Linked DNA regions of Homo sapiens: region 1 is linked to region 2. The links are chromatin contacts, found by Hi-C or POLR2A ChIA-PET in ENCODE. All regions are on one chromosome and are shown on one strand. Each heading gives the region's core, a stretch centred on a gene start or an enhancer-like site at or near the end of the contact. The rest is flanking DNA. Distances are from core to core; before and after follow the strand shown.

What was found. A loop is a pair of places that touch in the nucleus more often than their neighbours do. ChIA-PET counts read pairs that join two places held with the same protein, here RNA polymerase II (POLR2A). Pooled maps may share reads with other maps.
Region 1: a pooled map shows a loop between it and region 2 (4-fold over the local background). The contact joins two enhancer-like sites. A Hi-C loop is called at or near these places in 1 of 168 maps with a recorded cell type or tissue (lower leg skin) and 2 of 50 pooled maps. POLR2A ChIA-PET finds 5 or more read pairs at or near these places in 1 of 52 experiments (BJ).

The regions. Positions count from the first base shown.
Region 1 is chr2:38,142,884-38,148,085 of GRCh38, reverse strand. All of the region lies in intron 2 of CYP1B1-AS1 (CYP1B1 antisense RNA 1), which reads right to left. It overlaps LOC107985871 (a long non-coding RNA gene), which reads left to right. Exons shown (of 4, transcript XR_007086290.1): 1 at 1-1,251. It also overlaps the pseudogene RNU6-951P. Among named protein-coding and RNA genes, the nearest start is that of CYP1B1-AS1, 14 kb to the right of the region's middle. RefSeq lists enhancers at 825-914, 945-1,124, 325-1,133, 1,205-1,304, 1,335-1,384 and 1 more. Within about 2 kb of position 1,590, at least 25 of the 41 ENCODE cell types and tissues checked have a DNase peak (open chromatin) inside an H3K27ac peak, as active enhancers do.
Region 2 is chr2:37,651,370-37,655,935 of GRCh38, reverse strand. The region is part of intron 1 of CDC42EP3 (CDC42 effector protein 3); the gene reads left to right. Among named protein-coding and RNA genes, the nearest start is that of CDC42EP3, 18 kb to the left of the region's middle. RefSeq lists enhancers at 928-987, 1,655-1,864, 3,487-3,676. Within about 2 kb of position 1,720, at least 25 of the 41 ENCODE cell types and tissues checked have a DNase peak (open chromatin) inside an H3K27ac peak, as active enhancers do.

The DNA of each region.
Region 1 (5,202 bases), core at 341-2,840, 490 kb before region 2:
TTGTTCCCATCTTCGTGATCATGTGTCTTCAACGTTTAGGCCCCACTTACAAGTGATAACATGCAATATTTTGTTTTAGGTTCTTACATTAGGTCATTTATGGAGGTCATAATGCCTTCCACCTCCATCCATGTTGCGAAAGGACATGATTTCATTCTTTTTTATGGCTGCATAGTATTCCATGGTGTATTTGTACCTCATTTTCTCTCTCCAATCCACTGTTGATGGGCTCTTAGGTTGATTCCATGTCCTTGCTATTGTGAATGGTGCTGCAGTGAACATAGGAGCATATGTGTCTTTAAGATAGGATGAATTACTTTCCTTTGGGTATATACTCAGTAGTGGGATTGCTGGGTCTAATGGTTGTTCTATTTTGAGTTCCTTGAGAAATCTCCAAACTGTCTTCCACAGTGGCTCAACTAGTTTGTGTTTCCATTAAGAGCATATAAGCTTTCCCCTTTCCTCTGCAGCCTCACCAGCAACTCTTATTTTCTGTCTTTTTAATAATAGCCATTCTGACTGGTGTGAGATGTTATCTCATTGTGGTTTTGATTTGTATTTCTCGAAATTATGGAATGCTGCATAAATTTGTGTGTCATCCTTGTGAAGGGGCCGTGCTAATGTTCTCTGTATTGTTCCAGTTTTAGTACATGTACTGCCGAAGCGAGCACTTGAATATTTTTTGAGCACCCGGTATGTGCCAAGGGTAGAGCAGAAAGTCTCTTCTCCCATGGGTCTTATATTCTAGTCAGGCGAGACTTACTACAAACAAACATAGAGCCATTGAACATATCAGGTGGTAAAAGGTGCCACGAAGGAAAATGAAATAGGGGAAAGGTACACTCAGCATGTCCAGGAAAGACTGGTCTGACAGGATGCTCTCTGAGGAGAGCCTTGGAAGCAGTGAAGGGGAAGCCAGATGGGTATGTGGGGGCGAAAACAAGGGGGGCCCAAGGCCTCAGGTGGGAGCCATTCTCGAATCAGCAGGGAGGCCTGTGTGGCCTCACTGCTGAGTCAGACAGAGAGGAGGTGGGAAGAGATGAGGTCAGAGGGAACTGAGGGTCAGATGGTATGGTAAGAGCTGGCTGTATCTGACTCAGCTTCAGGAATTTGCCTTCCCAGGGTCAGTTTTCTTAGTGGCTTCTTAATTACTGAAGATACATCAAAACTAAAATGAATGAATCTGAAGTGTCCTTTCAATTTTGGGGGAGAAATACTTGAACAAGGGGCACCTCCCTTCAAACCCCACAGGTATCTGCTTTTGAAAGCTTTGCTTCCCTTCTCCTCTCTAAAAGTTGTTTCCAGGCTGAGGAGCTGCGGGGGTGGCGGGAGAAGGGGGACTTCCTGAAGCAGGAACAGAAAACACCAGACTGTTCTCTGGCAATAAGCCTCCTCCCACCCAGCAGACATCTCAGTGGGGGGAGGTGAGGCAGGAGGTGGGTGACGCGTCGCGTGTGGCCTGGCCCCACTGTCCCTGCCCTCCTCACAACGGGCCTCAGCTTCTTGTGGCTTAAAACCTCTCAGGTGTCAACCAGTTCTTTTTCCTGAAGCAAGGGCAAGCTTTGGGATTCTGTAAGCCTTGAAAAAAATGTGCTCACAGACTTGTGGTAATCTCATGGCTCTCACTTGCTTTTCTGGCACTCTTTCACTTTACATCTGTGGGGTTGAATCACCAAAAAATGTTCAGCTGAGTTTGCATGTCAAAATAAATTAATGACCATTTTGTTTTTCTACTGAGAATGGGGAACCCAAGGGGTCAAGTGGCATTTTAAAAAGTATGCATTTGACCTGTGGAACAAGAGACAGCCTTTAGTTCTAAACAGGAAAGTCAGTGGTAGTATTTAGTCAAAAGAGGGATAGAGCTCATGCTTTCTTTTCTTCCTCTTTCTTTTTTAAAGGACCAAATTCTTGACTGAAAGTTGTATTTTTGTGAGGAATGAAGGCCTTTTTATAAGGAACGATCAATCTCTCCCAGCACTTTTCTTTCTTACTAAAAAAAAAAAAAAAAAAAAAAAAAATCTAAGAACTTCTATTACTAAAAAACTACCTAAGAACTTCTGTTCTTTCTCCTTGTATGTGTCTGTCTGAGATACCGAAATTCACCCAAGAAACAAAGTATCACATGAGCATCAGCAATAGATAAAAATGACTAAAACCAATAAAGCCAACTTACTGAAGAGATTCTGCCCTGTGTTCCAGATGGGCACGTACTTGGCCTTACTTGCCCGGTGATGTATTTCTACCCCTGACATCTGCCTTTTCTACTACACATAATTTCTGCATCATCCCTTGATTCATCCCTTACTTGAGTTTTTAAACCCCAGACTATTTACTGGATTTTCACCTTTATAAGCTATCACCATCTCTGTAGAAATTTCTGACATCAACTCATTTCTGGTCACCAGTCATCGCTTCAGAGTTGGTCTTAATAATCACCCTCACCTTCCCAGGGTTACTCTTTTCAATACAGCGCCCAATAATATCCCGCTCTTACACATGCTGATCCTATGCCACCAAGATAACTATATCCCAACCCAGCCAGGGGCTAGACAATACAGTATGGAATCCCTTGAAAATGAAAGTGCTTGTGCTAGACGTGAAGCATTAATCAGGTGAAGATCCAGGATTTGTGATGCTCTTGATGACAGAATCATTCTGATTCCTTCTCATGGCTTACAGGAGGGAAGGACAAAGTGAGTCACCAGTCCCAACAGTAGATACTTTTTGATGATGGTTTGTACTTCATCTTCCAGGGACCAAAAGATCAGTTTTAATATTCCAGTTTAATTTTGAAGGCAGAAGCAAAAAATTCTTCTGAGAATCCTAAGTGCAAAGAACCAACTGACTCTGTTTCTGTGTTACTTGATTTTCTTGCTGCCTTAGCAGCCCCTTTAGCATCTTCCTCTGCTTAGGCCATTTGTTAGAAAGGTAGAGTGAGAGCTAAGCATGAGTATAAGAAAGATTCATGGAAGAGTACTTTTTATTCATTATTCACTGATTCAGTAAATATTTATTAAACATCTACACTATGATTGATACTAGAAATATGAGTGTGCCAAAACAGACACAATTCTTGATTTCATGACAGTTATAATTCAGTAGGGGTGTCATACCTGAATGAAAGAATCACGGAAATAGATGTGAAATTACAAATGTTATAGGGACTACAAATGAGAGGTACACTGTGCCACTGTGAGCATAAGTGTGAGATTGACTGGCCAAGGAATTCAGGGAAGGCTTCCCCCAAGAAAAGGACAATTGATTTCAGGTTTGGAGGAGGTGATGAGGAGAGAAAAGAGCAGTTAATACAGATGGAATAGCACAGGCAAAGACCAGAGGCAGATACACTCCAGGAAATCCAGAACAGTATATAGGACCAAGACAACAGAGAGGGATAGGAGAGAGCAAGGAAAGCATGGTAACATGAGTCAGGTAGGGATCAGCCCATGTTAATGATTTTTGTTTTCATCCAAAAAGCAATGGACAACAATTTAGCCTTCTTTAAAACTGTGTGTGTGTATGTGTGTGTGTGTGCATGTAGAGAGAGAGAGACAAATACAGAGAGAGAATGAATTAGATTTGCATTATTAGATTTGCATTTCTAAAATGTAATGCTGGCAATGATTTGGAGAATGGATTATAGCAGGGAAAGATTAGAGGTGCACAATAAATTTGGAGCTATTTCATAATGCAAGTGAGAGGTGGTGGGAGCTAAAAACTGGATAGTGGCAGAGAGAGATGGCAATGGAGACAAGTGGAAGTATAAAATCAATAAAATTGCAAGATGGAATGTATATGGGGAATGAGGAAGGAAGAGGTGTCAAAGTGTCTGTATTTCAAACATGCATAATTGAAGTGATGGTGGTGTAATTCACTGAAATTTATATCACTAGAAGAAGTTTCCTATTTCATATTGTGGGTGTGTGTGTGTGTGTTTGCACATGCAGGCAGGCCAGAGAAATCACAATATTGGTTCTGGACATAGTGAGATAGATGTGTTATTGAAACAAACAAGTAGCAATTAGTCTGAAGTTAGTCAAAGAAGAGGTCTCATCTGAATTTATATGATTTTGAATCATCAGTGTGTAGGTGGTGATTGATTGAAGCATAGGGTGTAGATGAGACTGCCTAAAGAGAAAATATAGTGTGAGAAAAGATCAAATATAAGATTGAGCCATGAAGATCTATGACATTTAAAAATCAAGTAGAAGATAATGAGTGTTAAAGAAGGTGGACAGAATCCCAAAGAAGTAGTAGGAAAACCCAGAGATCATTGTGTCACAGGAGCCAAGAGAAGGGAGTTTCAAGAATTTACAATAACCAGCACACAATCAGAAATTACTAGATATGTGAAGTAGTAGCAAAATGTTACCTATGTCCAGGAAAAAAAATTAACAAAAAATAGAAACAGACCCAGAGATGTTGGAATTAATAGACGAAGACTTTAAAACAGCCATTATGCATATGTTTACAGGTTTAAATAAGATAAACCTAATGAGTAAACAAATGGATACTCTCAGTAGAGAAATGAAAATGATAATAATAATAAAATATCTCAAATAAAAAGTTCACTGGATGGGCTTAGCAGCACAGTGGACACTGAAAAAGAAAGGATCAGTGAACTTGAAGACAGAATAGTAGAAACTATCCAAACTGAAGCTAAGAGAAGAAAGGCTAGAGAGGTAGTCTCTGTTATCTGTGAAATGGTATTAAGGGTTCAAATATTAATGTAATTAAAGTCCCAGAAAAAGAGGAGAGAGAGATTTGAGAAAAAAAAAGAATAGAGATTGGAGATAAAAAAGTTTTGAAAAAATATGCAGTCAAAATTTTTTTCCAAATTTGATGAAAAATATCAACATGAAAATCCAAGAAGTTCAATGAACACCAAACAGGAATGGAAAATGATGGCAGCTGCTTGACTTCAAATCTCCCCATACAACTTTAAAAACCCTTAAAATAAATAGAGTGAAAATAGAAAATAACATTATGGCTTTAGCATTACTAAGAATTGGAGAATACTACAAGTTGTAAATGATCAGCAAGTAGAAAAATGCATCATATTCTAACAGCTACCTTTTGCCTTACTGCTTCAAGCCTATGGATATGGAAAGTGAAGTAGGGAAGTATTAAAGAATGGTATCAAAAATAGTAGAGGGCATTAAGGACTTACATAAGGTATGCACACTCTCAAAAGAAAGCCCA
Region 2 (4,566 bases), core at 471-2,970:
GAAATTACCATTACCAGAACTGGAGTACTGCATAGAATAATTGCTGACTTAAATATTAATATTTTGTGAGCAACTGAGAGCAAGTTCCTTGCTTTTGAGCAGAGATTAGAATGAATATCCTGGCTGAATACTGCTGAAAACTTCAGAGTCAAGTTCTCTTCCTGTATTGATATTGTCCTTGCAGCATCACAGACCAAGTCAGATCCATTAGTTATGGAAACACGTGAGCAGTTCACAGCAATGGCCTTATCAGAGATTCACATCCATGAAACTAGAGTGCCTGCCTGGGTGCTTCTGACCAGCCCTGGTGCCATGTACAACACGTCCTGATAAATGAACCAGGCATGAGAGGACTTGCCCTCCTCCTGCCTTGTTGTAACTGCCAGAGTTCTATGTCCACATTGAGTCTTCCCCAGTAACTCATTTTTATAGGAAAAAAGGTCCTAATGGCCTCTGTTCAAAAGTGCAGACTTGGTGCTATGTGAGGTGGACCTTCTGTCTTCCAATTTTGCTTCTAAGAGATCTTTCAAATTAGATCCCATAAAAATGAGACGTGTACACAAATTAGCACTGAGTCTCACATATGGTATTTGTGGGTCTGTATATAATCAGGGTTGTAAAAGAACAATAAATTCAAGCTGTAGCTGAATCACAAATGAAAGTCCTTTAAAATAATGGAAGGTGAGATGTATCAGACTTTGAATGGGTCTTTAAAATACCGCCTGCTCGTTCTGGCTAAGTTCATTTGCATAACAGAGCTCAGCAGCTGGGGAGCCAGCTAATAGAGTTTCATAGTCTTGAAGCTTAGAGCTATGTCCTCAGTTTAGATGATATGGGGAGAGGGTAAGAATCTAAAAATAGAAAAGGCATCTTCTTATCTTCTCAAATGGGTGGAGTTAAACAGACTGAAAATATGAAAAGCATCCCCTTCGGGTTACTGGGTGCTTCTGGTTACACTGATTTCCGCCTTAGAAATTCAGCATTGAACTTAAATGAAAATCTAACACTATGGGGTTTTTTTCCCCTTCAATTTTAAAATTATTCAGAGAAGCACTCCTACAGAGGTTTGTAAAAGGATTGACATGAGCGTCCACATTGTAGTAATATTTTAGTGTTTCTGATCCCAAAGATTGGCTGGTCATTTCTATATTAGTAAGAAGACTGCCGTGTTCAAAGAGAAAGCTTCTTCAAGGGAAAGTCCGTGTGCGTTTTTCTATGGAAAAGTGACATGGGACTACAAGGAAATTGGCAGTGATCGTGTTCCCATACAGGAAACTCAGAATAAATGGGAACGTGAACACCTCCCTTCACGCACTGTCAGGGAGGCGCAGGGTAACCGCCCTCCCCTCTGTGAGAGCTTCATCCCATGGCCATACTTGCTGTCCCCTCCCCACCCCAGCCCATTCCATCTTTTGAGAAACCTGAGCTGTTACTTGGAGGAGCCAAAATCTTTCCTTGTAGTTTCTGCTTGGTAGCTCTAGGGCCTCCCAGAACAAGTTAATTCCTTTTCATTACAATTAAATGAATCCTTCAGATCCCTTAAGATTAGTTTTCTCTTTCTATGAGTTCTCTTTAAGCTGCTCTATTCCTTCAGCCTCTTCTCACATGTCCTAATCGAGCTCCTTCACTTCCTCCCATTTGCCTCCCTCTGAACATGCGGGGACATGTTCCAGGTAGCCTTTATCCCTTCTAAATGTGGAGCCTAGGATCATGTTCTGGGCGCTTGGCACAGTGGAATTATTATCTTCTGGTTGGCAGCAGAGAGACATAGCCCACAGATGGTTGGGGGTAGGGAGGCGGCGGAGGGTACTTGGCCGAGTCATCATCCTCCCCTAGGACTGTTGGTTCCAACATGCAGGAGGAGTCGCTGGATACTCTGGCATGGGGCTCAGATGGTGCAGTAGTGCAGTGGTGCCGTGACTGGCCGCATAGTGCGACTGTGCTGAGGCAAAGCGAAAAGTGATCAGAAGCTGGAATGTCCCTGAAGGATGTGACAACCGAGCCAGAAAGGGGAAGTCGGATGCAGGCTCACTTCCTGCAAGGAGGAGAAAAGAACAGAGCCGCAGGTCCCTGGGGGCAGTAGCACCCCTCAACCCACCTGCCCATTTTTATACATGTGTGTTTTAAATTAACACTGCAACCTGTTTTGCAGGATGCAATTTTTTTTTTTTTTTACTTTTTCTCTCCACTAAGAATTAATCTAAAAACAATTAGTAGGCAAACCAAACATTCCTTTAAAATAAATGGAATTTTAAAAATATCCCAACTCCTTGGTTCTTTTCAGAGTCCTGTAAGTTGCCAGTGCATCAACTCTAAGTAACTTAGGAGCTGATTTTTCTGTCTGTCATTTTTTAAAACCGCTTGATTTTCCCTTCCTCCTGGCTGCTGCCCTGTTTTGATATTTTCAGCATCATTCTGTTTGCCAAAAAGATGGTAAGAAATGAAGCAAAGCACCGCTTCAGTTTTTTTCTTAACCAAATTATTTATTACTGCTGTGATTATTTCTATCATTATCACTGTCATTTACGCTTCAGTCAGTCACAAGAAACTAGAATTGTCTAGCCTAGTGCAACCCGGCTCTCTTCCTTCCTTATAAAAACCAGGGCCGTAGCTTCCTCTCCGGTCCTTTTGTGTATTGAAACTCTTGGATTTCTCACACAACCTGTAAGGGAGCATGTCCGTTCTCAGCAGCACTGTGCCCACCTGTCTGCCTGCCACATGTGTTCTCTCTGACCTGCCACATGACTGACTGGCAAGCTGGACCCTTTTGTTGGCAAATCTTTTCTCTCTAGTGCCCCAGGAACTAGAGCATTTGTTTTTAAAGGAATCTAACTTCTGAGATGAATGTTATCTCCAGTGTTATCTATGAAGGGAAAGAGGAACAAACCATGATCCAAGAACTAGGAGAAAGTTTGTGGAACTAGAAAGAAACCAGGAATAATTGTGGGAAGTTCAAATTTCAGGGTCAAGGTTTTTGAGAAAGGGCTAACTATAAGAACCTTTGTCTGTCTTTTAAGATTTAGGTAAGATAGTGGGAGTAGAGAAATGCAAGAAAACTAGAGAGCCAGGCATGGTGAGGCTCATCTGTAAGCCTAGCTGCTCGGGAAGCTGAGGCAGGAGGATCACTTGAGGCCAGGAGTTCAAGACCAGCCTGGGCAACATGGCAAGACCCCTTGTTCTAAAAAAAAAAAAAATTGTTTTTAATTAGCTGGGAATGGTGTTGTGCACCTGTAGTCTCAGCTACTCAGGATGCTGGGGCAGGAGGATGGCTTGAGCCCAGGGTTTCGATGCTGCAGTGAGCTGTGATCATGCCACTGCACTCCAGCCTGGGTGACCACATGACTTGACCCTTGGTTGCAGGAAAGGGGTTCAAGATGAGGAAAGGACAGACACGAGTGAATGTGCTCAGCACCCTCAGATGGCTCAGTGCCCACAGGTTAATGCTGGTGTTGAGAGTTTTGACTGAGACAGAAAGCTAAAATTCTCTCATCTGGGTTGTGGAACACCCAGGAGGGCCCGCTCCCTAGTTGTAGTCTGGTAATTCGCTTCCGGCCTGTAAGCCTTTCCTGTTTAGCTCCTCCTTTTCTCTTTTCCCAGCATCCCTTCCTCCAAGCAGATCCTTCTTCCTTCTGGGCAGAACGCAAAGCCCTGGGGTTCCCCTGACTCATGCTGACTGTTCTGATGTGTTGGTCATTCACCAGCAGTCTCCTGGAACCCAGGTGTCTTCTATTTTCTTTTTTTTTTTTTTTTTTTTTTTTTTTGAGAGGGAGTCTTGCTCTGTCACCCAGGCTGGAGTGCAGTGGCACGATCTTGGCTCACTGCAAGCTCCGCCTCCCGGGTTCATGCCATTCTCCTGCCTCAGCCTCCCAAGTAGCTGGGACTACAGGCGCCTGCCACCAGGCCCGGCTAATTTTTTGTATTTTTAGTAGAGACGGGGTTTCACCGTGTTAGCCAGGATGGTCTTTATCTCCTGATCTTGTGATCTGCCCGCCTCGGCCTCCCAAAGTGCTGGGATTACAGGCTTGAGCCACCATGCCCGGCCCCAGGTGTCTTCTTAAAATGATGAGGAGGGATGGGATTTCAAGTCATGGCATATAGGCCCATTCCATCATCAAAGGTTATCTGTGTGTGTCACTAGTCACCCTTGCACAAGTTGCTGTCCTCACGGGCCCAGGCGATTCCACCTGCCTGCACTTCCCTCCTCGCTCATGCCCTGGCCAGCAGCTCCTCCTGCATCCTCTCCCACCTGTTGAATTTTCTCACTTTCCTTTCCGACTACAAATGTTTCTCTTCTGAGATCTCTTCCCTTTTACAAAGTACAGATCCATGCTGCCTCTTTGGTGAAGGCCTGATCACAGAAGCAAAAAGTGATCTGTCCCATAGCCAGGGTCAGGGGAGACGTGGCTCAGGCCTTTTGTGAAGTCTTCATATACCCACACACTGCCATTGCAGATGCTGCTTTTAGACACATTTTCCTGATGTTTGTGTTATGATCAGTAACTCATAGTAGGCTTTTCAGGACCTAACAGCCATGTATAAAATTGGCTCTCCAGGAAAGCCTAATCT